Regions from separate parts of the Homo sapiens genome. Here region 2 is linked to region 1. The links are chromatin loops, found by intact Hi-C in ENCODE. Cell type or tissue: IMR-90. All regions are shown on one strand. Each heading gives the region's core, and the rest is flanking DNA. Links, peaks and the distances in the headings are about the cores only.

The links. A loop is a pair of places that touch in the nucleus more often than their neighbours do. Peaks named below come from ENCODE experiments on the same cell type or tissue, not always from the same donor. Only the 100,000 strongest peaks of a DNase experiment are listed, where the experiment ranks them.
Region 2: it touches region 1 in a loop (2.2-fold over the local background); 2 of 110 quality-filtered maps call a loop at or near these places.

What each region holds. Positions count from the first base shown.
Region 1 is chr7:117,321,371-117,326,749 of GRCh38, reverse strand. WNT2 (Wnt family member 2) reads left to right here and starts at 3,692. Exons shown (of 5, transcript NM_003391.3): 1 at 3,692-3,843. The coding sequence starts at 3,761. It overlaps LOC105375467 (a long non-coding RNA gene), which reads right to left. Exons shown (of 2, transcript XR_007060645.1): 2 at 4,518-4,692. RefSeq lists a silencer at 1,964-2,421 and an enhancer at 3,824-4,398. In IMR-90, for the core only: no CTCF peak of the experiment used is centred there; a DNase peak (open chromatin) is centred at 2,369; H3K4me3 peaks cover 1,817 bases; H3K27ac peaks cover 1,036 bases; H3K27me3 peaks cover 2,163 bases.
Region 2 is chr7:117,266,497-117,271,875 of GRCh38, reverse strand. No RefSeq gene overlaps it. Among named protein-coding and RNA genes, the nearest start is that of WNT2, 54 kb to the left of the region's middle. In IMR-90, for the core only: no CTCF peak of the experiment used is centred there; DNase peaks (open chromatin) are centred at 1,305, 1,795 and 2,295; H3K4me3 peaks cover 179 bases; H3K27ac peaks cover 3,366 bases.

The DNA.
Region 1 (5,379 bases), core at 380-5,379:
CTTTCCAGCATCTCAATTGAATCCCTGACATGCTCAGTGAGGTCTCTCTGCCCTGCTGTGATGGAACTCCAATGTCTCTCAATAATGCACTACATGCAGCAGGTAATCTCTGTTAGGCCCTGCAGAGTTTTGTCATGTCTATATTCAGCTTAGCTGTTGGCCCAGACTGGTGGTGAATCTCCATGTAGACTTGCGGGGGAGTCCCTGTTCCACAGCTACTTATCTTCAGAAATTTCAGCTGCTTCAACAGCCCAAAACTCCAGTCTCTCCCTCCTTAACTGAAACTACTGCCTTGCCTGTATTCTACCTTCCTACATTCTAGAAAAATGTTTTTCTCTTCAGCAGAAAAACCTGGACAATTGTAAGATAGTTGTGGAGCAAAACTAATGTGTTTTCCTTCTCTCAAGGATCACAGCCGTGTGGGGCCTACTGTCCAATACCTGAAAAGGAGAGCTACTCAGGTACTTGCTACTCTCTCATGGCTGGAAGCAAAAAACTTCGGTGCACATTAATTTAAAGGCACACTGAGATTTAAACGATTGATACTATAACTTATCCTTTGGTTAGTGAGTGGCTATCTTAGGAGTCATTGCCTGAGGAAGAAGTCAGTTCAGACTGGAAGACAAATGACTATTTGGTTGAGAAGTAACTCTCCATTTTTAAAGGGTGGAGATGGCTCAGTTGTAAATGAGTTCTCTTACACTGCCCTGGGAGATTAGACAAACAATGGATCTAACTAAGAAAATAGACTGACTCATTTGGCTACAGTGCTATACTGAAGTTAAAAGCAAACTAACATTAAGCTCCAGAAAGAGAATTGGGTTCTGTATACTGTAAATGAATTTTACAGTCAATTCTGAGATTTCTCATTGAAGAAATCAAAAATCAGATGTTTAAATTAATAAATCTAAAGACACTCTGACCCTTTCTTTCCTTACCTCATCATCTGCTATAGCTAGGCTGAAGTCATATGCAATTTACTTCATTATTTATTAACTCTTCTTTAGGATGGTGGTTTTGATTGTAAAAGAAGTAAGGTTTGCTGTAACCTTCTTTCCTCCTAATTTTCTTGAGCATTTCCTAACCATGTCTACTAGCGAACATCTTATCTTCAAAGCGAAGGGGTCCATCGAGAGAATAGGTACAGACAAGGAGGGAGTAAAGGCCTTCTTGGCAGGAAAATAAGTTATACTGGGGCTAAGTAATGGTTCATAAGTGAAAGGGGTGGAGAATGGGAGGGAAATGGAATCACAGATCTGGAAGAGACAAGTCATTGAGTCCAGACGGCCTCTAGACAGGTCAGGAAGGGGTGTTTGGGTGGACCCCTTTTTCACATCTGGATTTAGCTTCACTCGAACATTTTCAGCCTTTTGCCTTTCACCAAAACCAATTTCTTCTCTGTGAGACATGTGGCACTCCTCCTCCTCCTGCCCCAGGATGAAGTCCTCTGGCGTGGATTTAATTAGCTTTTGGGGATGGTCCATTTCTTTTCCAGGAGGTCTGTTTCAGGTTTAGGTCATTCCATTGGCCTCACCATCAACTGAAGGGCAGGTCTCCTGGCCACTCACTAATTCCCTGGGCGGAGAGCAAGGGCCTGTAAGCTGATGGTCACATTCCATGTACTTCTAACACCCCTTAGCTGTGAGGACACGATGTGCTGAGATGGGTGGAACTTGAGTTGGAGTTTTTTAGGTGGTTTCAAATCATAATCTCCATGAGAGAATCATACAACTGTCTACCTTTCCCAACATACACATCCACACTCCTACTTTATTCACGGTAGAAGTGAAATTTTGGCAATGTTTCTGGTTCCTCGGAGCCAACCACCTTTTCTTTCCTAAGTGTCTGGATTTACTTCAAGAAAATGCGGGACAAAGAAGGGTGGAGGTAAGCTTTCGTTTATTCCCCTGCTTCACGGGGGAAGGAGGTTTGTGAGCATAAGCATGTAAGTACATGAGAGGCGTGTTGCTCTTTGGTGCCTATCATACCCTCCCCATGGCCGGCGTGCACACACGGCGAGCAGAAACGCTCCCCCGCCCCGCTGCCTGCCGCCCCACGCGCCCTCCCTGCACCTCCCGCCCGACCGACGCAGACCAAGCAGAACTTCCCTGGGTCGCGGCCCAGCGATACGGAGCGGCCCTGGCGAGGAGCCCTGCTCTTCCCGAGTCGTGGGTGGCGCGGTGCTTGTTTCCCTCCCCTCCCTTTCCGGACCCAAACGGGGATGTATCTGGGTCAGCCTGGGAGGGGCCGGACCTGCCAGGGACCAGCGTGGGGGAAGGGGGTGGCGATGACAGCATCTTTCAGGTTTTTGGCGTCTCTGAGCTTCGCCTCGTCCAGCCTCTCACCGCGCTCGCTGCCGGCGAGGGCTGACGCTCTGGCCAGTCCAGGCCCGAGGGTGGGCTGGAGAGAGGGAGAGCCCGTCCTTCCGATCTGGGCGGCACCCCCTCCCCCACGCCCTGCGAACAATTCGCCTCCCACACATACACACAGGCGCATACTCTATTCCCCAGAGCACGCTCCTCGGGCGGGCAGTGAGTCCCTCCGCCCCAGGAAAAGAGCAATGGAACAGTTCACGGCCGCCACGAGTTCCTGGTCTTCCTTCCTTTCCGGTGATAAACGGCGCGGCTACAAGCCAGCTACTGCTCAAAATGCTCCACCCGCGGGCCCAAGCCCCTCTCTCTTGGCTGGGCGGGGGCCCAGGTCCAGGACCGAGGGTCCCTTAACCTCCACAAGGCGCACAGGCTGAGCGCCCAGGCGGCAGGAGGTGCAAGGGCGCACACCCCCGGCGAACGCCTGGCTGCCTCGGTTCCTCTCTATGTGATCTTTTGCGCTCCGCAGCTCCGGAGAGGAGCTGGGTGTGCGTAAAAACTGCATCTTTCCTGGGTGCTTTGGCAGATACTGCTGGGTTAGGTCCCGAGGGTCATGGACCCTCCAAGTTCCCCTCCCTATGGGCTCTGTATTTAAGCCCAGCACCAAGGAATCAAAGCCAACAGGTCATTTCGCAGAGGCCTGGCCCCTCCCTAACCTTGCCCTGCATAGACGCGGCAGCTCCAAATTTACAAGTGCTAGCTCTTCATCCCAGCTTCAGGGAGAGAAGCGAAGCAATGAGTTGAGAATCATCTCTGGATTCTTGTATCCCATGCATAGTAATCTCCTTATCCCCTGGCCCCCTTCCTCGTTTCCTCACATTGCACGCTCAGGGACTTGTTTGCCAGCGGATGGCCTCGGCAATCCGGAACGCACGCTCCGAGAGCCCACGGATGCTCTTTGGCCTGGAGCTTCCCTAAAGGTTCCTGTATTCGCGTGTGCTCGTAACCATGCAGCGATGTTCCCCCTTCCCCGCCTCACCTCATCCCCAGACATCTCTTGCCATCATTTCATGCACCCGTGTCTAAAACCCCGCGTTTCTCCCCACCCCCGCCAGGCGCAGCACCCCCTCCCTCGGCTGCGCCCGGAGGGGAGCAGAGCGGACGGGGCGCGCGGGAGGCGCGCAGAGCTTTCGGGCTGCAGGCGCTCGCTGCGCCTGGGGAATTGGGCTGTGGGCGAGGCGGTCCGGGCTGGCCTTTATCGCTCGCTGGGCCCATCGTTTGAAACTTTATCAGCGAGTCTCGCCACTCGTCGCAGACGCGAGCGGGGGGCGGGGGCGCGGCGAGGCGCCGGCGGCCGTGACGAGGCGCTCCCGGAGCTGAGCGCTTCTGCTCTGGGCACGCATGGCGCCCGCACACGGAGTCTGACCTGATGCAGACGCAAGGGGGTTAATATGAACGCCCCTCTCGGTGGAATCTGGCTCTGGCTCCCTCTGCTCTTGACCTGGCTCACCCCCGAGGTCAACTCTTCATGGTGGTAAGTCCACGCGCACGGGCGCGGGGGATTTTGGAGATCGGAATGGGGACCGCATTGGCCACATAGACCCTTCCTGGCTGCGTTCCCCCGCGGCCGCAGCAGTCTCGGATTCTGGCCCGAACCCTGGCTACTGCCCTCTTATCGCCCCATGGTGAGCCCCTTCTCTTTTCCCAGAAGATCATTTCAGCTTTGACAACTCCATAAAACCACATTCCCCCTCAAATGAGAGCTCCGATGTTTGGTTTATTTGGATCCAGCTGAGCGACAGCAAAATCAGCCAATTTCTTATCCTGTTGAGAGACGTGCTAGCCTGGTCTCCAGCTCTAGCACAGACGTGTGTGTGTGTGTGTGTGTGTGTGTGTGTGTGTGTAAATTCACCTTGAAAACTACAACCGCCTCCCCCATCCCAGCCCCCACCCCGCCAAAACTGCCTCAAGGTAAATCGACGGGCCAATTCAGCCAGTCAGGAGTTGTAGAACCTAAAGCGTGTGACTTTGTATTATTTCCCGTCCTTCCACATTCCAGGTTCACCCCAGTGGGGCGGAAGAACATTTTGCTGCCTCCAGTTAGAGACTATGGCTTTAATGCAAAGCTACAGACCCCGGGGTCTGTCTCTAAGATGTTACCTTGTTCACAACCGTCCCCGCGAAGAGTAACTTTGCTGCTTTCCTTTGTACGTTGGTCTGCAATTTATTTATTTATTTTTGCATAGTGATGGAATGTTGAACCATACCAGGTCGCTAAAAGTTCCAAAGGCAGATTCCCTCCCCATCTAGAAACCGTTCTCCATCTGCCGACTTTCTGGTCTTGGAAAGAGATAGAGTTGATAGCCCTGTAATTTCCTTGCACCTAAAAGTTTCAGAACAGATATTAAAATATTGATTCAGAGACACCCGTTATCGTGGGCTAATTTTTAAAGAATCTGGTAAGGGGTCTCAGCTAAATTACAGACTAGAGCAGGGAAATTTTTAGGAAGACACTGGAGCTCTTCAAAGGAGCAAGGCAATGCGCTGATGGGAAGAGGGGTTCAATTCCTTCCTAAGCCGGCTTTGAACAGGGAGGCGTTTAGCCTTGACATTGCTGACACAGGATCAAAGATTGATTTATCAGACTGACCATTTTTCAATAAAATGACTATTTCTGTTTCCATGGGTGTATAAACATTATTTATTGCTCAGGCTTTTTGTCACATTGTCTCTCAGCTGTCACTTAAATATATTTTTTGGAAGTCACAGCTGTAACGATTTTATGATCATATAAAATAATGAAAATACAAGAAAAAGACATTCTCCTTGTTTGATCGCTTCAAAAGACACCTATGGCAGCTTGGGTTATATAAAAGGTACCTTTCTAAACATTTCACGACTAATAGAGAACATCTGGGTAGAGATGATGATGTAATTTTTTGTTAAAGTTTCTTTTCAAAAAGTACTTTATGGAGTTATAGCACTGTTTGATTCTTCCAAACATTTAGTGTCCTTAATAACAATAGAAAGAATTTTTTCCAAAGGATCTTTATAAAAGCCAAAAAGAGCT
Region 2 (5,379 bases), core at 316-5,315, 55 kb after region 1:
TTAACTGTGGGGAATCAGACAAAGGATGGAAGGGTAACAAGGAGAAACAATAATGTGGTTTTAGAAGCTGGAGGCAGAGTTTTTAGGAATTCTTCAGTTTCACAATACTCTCAGTGGGAAAAACAAAAACAGAAAACCCCAAATCCCCAAGATACATATGCCTGGAAAGGTGGAGGAGTGAGAACAGCAGACATCTGCAGCGAATAATTAAACACTTTTGAGTTGCTCAAGATAGTCAGCAGGGAGAGTAATAATGAGGAGGAGACCCTGCAAAATGAAGAAAGTCTGGGTTTCAAGTGAAGAGAGAGAATTTCAAGTTTAAGGTCAGGATGGGTCTCATTTGCAGTTTGTTCATTGAAACGCCCCTCCTCACTGCCAGTTGCCCCACCACGTGTACCCTTGGTGTGGTCCAGCTGATATTTTAGCAGAGAACAAACTGAAATACTGTCTAATGTGTGCCAGTAAAGGGTGGGAAACGGGGAGCACATGCTGGAGGTAAAATGAAGTAGAGTGCAGAAAAAAAAAACCAACAGTGTGGGTGGTGGACAACAAGATGGGTAACCCTAGGCTGGGCGCAGTGGCTCACGCCTGTAATCCCAGCACTTTCAGAGGACAAGGCAGGCAGATCACTTGATGTCAGAAGTTTGAGACCAGCCTGGCCAACATGGTGAAATCCTGTCTCTACTAAAAATACAAAAATTAACCGGACGTGGTAGCACAAGCCTGTAATCCCAGCTATTCGGGAGGCTGAGACAGAAGAATCACTTGAACCTGGGAGGCAGAGGTTGCAGTGAGCCGAGATTGACCACTGCACTCCAGCTTGGGCAACTGGGGGAGAGTCTGTCTCAAAGAAAAAAAGAAGGGTAACCCCAGCTGGCTGGAGAATCTGGGGCAGTTGACAACTGACAGAAGTAATCAGAAAGCCTGTCTTTGCCATGACAATTCATGGGCGAAACTGAATTTATATTTTATGCTGCCCAACGAAGTAACGATCAGACAAGAACCGCTTGGATGAACAAATAGTTCGTGATCTGTTCCTTCATGGTATTATCTAGTTCTAGATAAGAGCATGATTAAAATCTGATCAACATGATCAATTTAACATGTAGGCTATTTTTGGACCCTTAACTTGATTTTGTAATTTCTGGGTAGTGACTGACCCCGTGAAAGCCCCTGTAATTGAATCATAGGCCCTGGATTTCCCCAGGCAGTTCACCCAGTCCTCTTTTAATAGCATCGTAGGCCTTCCTAAGTTCCACAGACGAGAGGAGTCACATTACTGCCCGTAAACCCAGTTCAAATAATTAAATGACGAAGATGCAACCAGGATTCACTCAGCTGGACTGCTCACACTGGTGACTTAAGCAGAGGCTGGGGAGCGTCACAAACCCATCTGTAAATGTTTAGGTGCTTCAGGTTACAGGTGGAGGTCGCCCACCAGCCGAAGAAATAGCAGGAAAAACAGAAAACAAAATCTGACTCGGTGTCTCCAAAAGTCTACCCACCCATATAATCTTTGGCATCTGCCCCAGGATCATTATTCTCCAATAGTAATGAAGGCTTCATGAAAGGCCTCGAACCCTGAATTGTCATTTTGGAATCGTGCTTAATCAAGACAAATATTCCCAGCCTAAGAGTACAACTAGAAGGAGAAGGGAGTACGGGTTTAATTTTCCTATATATTGCTGTAACTATAAACAATGCCTTATCTTCTCAGCAACTCTCATGAAATAATAAGCACTTGTGTTTTTAAAAGTATTTACACCAGCCCTTGGAGATTTTATTAGAATCATGATTCACAGATGAGAAATTTTCCTCTTCTACAGGATTTAGTAACTGGAGTAAGAATTACTCAGCAGACTGTCTATACAGACAAATGAATTTGAATATTTCCTTTGGCTATTAGCCATTCATTGGCAAATTTCTTTTAATTTTTCTGAACCAACGGAATGAGCAAGTCAAGATGATTCCCCTGATCTATATATTGTAGACAGATAATTAAACAGTTTCTGAAAATTATTATTGTTCTGTCATACAGATATGGGACTTCAACACAGCAGTGAGTTTACATGACACTTCAGGATCCCGAGAGTGAAAATTCCTGGCATCACAGAATGTCACATTTGGAAGGAACTTTGCAGATTATTTATTCCAACCTCCAGATGTTATTCATGGGAAAACAAAAGAAACTTCATGATTCGAACTGTGATATGAGCAAGACACTCTGAATCATCTTCAGGGAAGAACAGTTATTATTCATTCAGTAAGGCTGTATTGAGCATCTCCTATGAGTCAACCACTGTGCTACGTACTGGAAATGTAATGGTGACTAAGACAAACATACACTTGCTCAGAACCTTCTGGAAGGACTAACACCGAACACTTTTCCTTTTACTTGACAAGCACTTTGTAAAGTACTTGGATTGGATTTGGTGCTTAGAACCACCCTTAGATACGGATATTGAGATGAGCCAAGTTTCAGATATGGTAATTTGCTCCAGGTAATAAAAGACTTATAAGCATATAAGAGGCACAGCCTGAACTCAAGTATTTGTCTTCTAACTCTCACTCCAGTGTCCTTTCTAGTATACCAGAGCTCCCTGTGATTAGAACTCAATGAGTATTCATTCGTCCAACTGGCTATTGAAAATGACCAGTTCAATGATCATATTCTCTAAGCAAAAAAGAGGATACATGGATGGCCAAAATATTTCCATGATTTTTATTTAATTTATATGAAATTTAGATAGCAAATCATATGTAGGTACATACTGAACATAACTCTAACGGAAAGTAACTTTGAATTATACACAACAGGCACTTTTCCTTAAAATAAAATAAGCCAGGCACAGTGGCTCACGCCTGTAATCCCAGCACTTTGGGAGGCCAAGGTGGGCAGATCACCTGAGGTCAGGAGTTCAAGACCAGCCTGGGCAACATGGTGAAACACTGTCTCTACTAAAAATACAAAAATTAGCTGGGCATGGTAGCAGGTGCCTGCAATCCCAGCTACTCGAGAGGCTGAGGCAAGAGAATCGCTTGAAACCGGGAGGCAGAAGTTGCAGTGAGCCAAGATGGCACCATTCTACTCTAGCCTAGGCGACAAGAGTGAAACTCAGTCTTAAAAAATAAAATAAAATAGTTTTTAGATTCTTGCAGAAAATCTGAGATTTCTGGTCATGAGAAACCTGCTTTCTCTGTCATGTAGAGAGTCAGTCCCTAGTTGATGATGGTTCTAAAATACTATGTATCAACTTAGACATGGTATGAATCATAATTTAAGAGTTTTCTCCAAGCCTCTGCCTAATGCTTGATTAATCAGATTGAATTAACATGTCAATAATTTAAAAAATATTTTTCATAGTAATCTTGCCCTCTCATTGAAGAAGGAAGAATTTTCTTAGCAACAATGTCTAAGAAATATTTTTCAGACTTGCTTTCAAATGTAACGATGTATTTTAAAATATTTTAAAGGCAAAAACTACATGTAAATATGATATTGGCATCTATTAACGATAAGATTTTTGCTTCCTGTAACATGAAGTATGGGTGTTCTTTCTCTTCATAAAGGAAACTGGGAAGATTTGTACAATACTAGATTATTGGATAATGCTTCTAGAAACAAAAGGTAATCTCTCCCCTTCTGATATGATTTGGCTGTGTCCTCAGCCAAATCTCATCTTGAATTGTAGCTCCCATAATTCCCATGTGTTGTGGGAGGTACCCTGTGGAAGATAATTGAATCATGGGGGGCGGTTTCCCCCATACTGTTCTCATGGTAGTGAATAAGTCTCATGAGATCTGATGGTTTTATAAGGGGTTTCCCTTTTCACTTGGTTCTCATTCTCTTTTGCCTGCCATCATGTAAGACTTGCCTTTTGCCTTCCACCATGCTTATGAGGCCTCCCCAGCCTTGTGGAACTGTAAGTCCATTAAACCTCTTTTTCTTTTGAATTACCCAATCTCGGGTATGTCTTTATCAGCAGAGTGAAAACAGACTAATACACCTTCTAATCTAGAAACAGTCCAGCAGGGATGAACATAGGTTCCTAGCACTGACCTCCAATTGATATCCAGTTGACTGGTCACTTAGTCCAAACTTGTGATTGGGGTTGTTTCTGATGGTGGCCAAATTAATAAAAGGGAAACCTGTTCAGAAAGTAGGGGAACCAAGGACAAGTCCTCACATGAATATCTGAGGAGTGAAGGCAAGTGAGGGAATCTTTGTATAAATGAAATCTTAAACAAGGGGTCAAAGGAGAGGATGGAGAATTTTTATTATAATTATTCTAAAAGTATATGGAATAGATTTACACTCATGTTTATTCATGATGGGGAAAAAAACTGTCCCCAGTTATGCATTTTAATCTGTGAGAAAGCTGTTAAGGAATGTGAGATCATGAAGAAGGCGGTATGTTAAATAAGTAAATAAAATCTAGGGAGTTTAATCCTTCCTAGAATTTGATTCTTTTTTTTAAATCAACTTTTATTGTATTCAAATGATTCATTCTTTTGGAGCAATAAATAGAGTGAGACGATGGCCAAAGGAAATTTTTCTATTCCTTGGACATGTAAGCCTTTTTCCTAATAGCAACTATAGCAGAATCAGACCCCTAGGTAGAATATATTAACACCCATGACAGGGAACAACTCATCTCCAAGTATCATTTTCCTTTCATTGTCCTTGAACAGTGCCTAAAATCCCCATCCTTACTGCTGCTGCCTGGAGTTAAGAATCTATCTTCTGAAAATTTCTTCTAAAATATGTGGATGTTATCCAGCTTTATTCCTTAATTCAACAATTATTTATTCAACAAATATCTGGTACAATTTACAATCTGCCAAACATTTTTCCCTAGTGTTTGGGAAACACCATAGCATAAGATAAATGAAATAAATGAGACATAAATATTTCTGGTAATATGGCATACCAAATATTTCTCAAAAAAGCCCCTGGCTACAAATGCCTAGAAATTTTGCATAAAGTAAAATAAACATCTTTTGAAATGTATAAGTGTACTCTCCCAACCTTCAGTCTCTAATATAGGAAAGCTCCAAAGACCAAAATGAAGAGAAAGCTGAAAATCCAAGTTTCGGTACCCCAATAGAAGTTGACTAATGTTTCTGTTTAGATGTTTGGGTTTTGAAGACCACGTTGGTGTAGGAAATAAAGCTAAAGTCAAACTCTTCAAAGAGCTATGTATTTAATAAAGGAAAAACCTGACCACAACCTCAGGGAATCAGCAAAGAACTAGTCTGTTGTAAAATAGAATTGTAATAGAGAAAATGTGTCCTCTGACCATTTACAGCTGACATGCTCTTCTCACCTTATTCTGATGTTAGAATTTACATAATTTGTATATGCCAGGAATTGTTTAA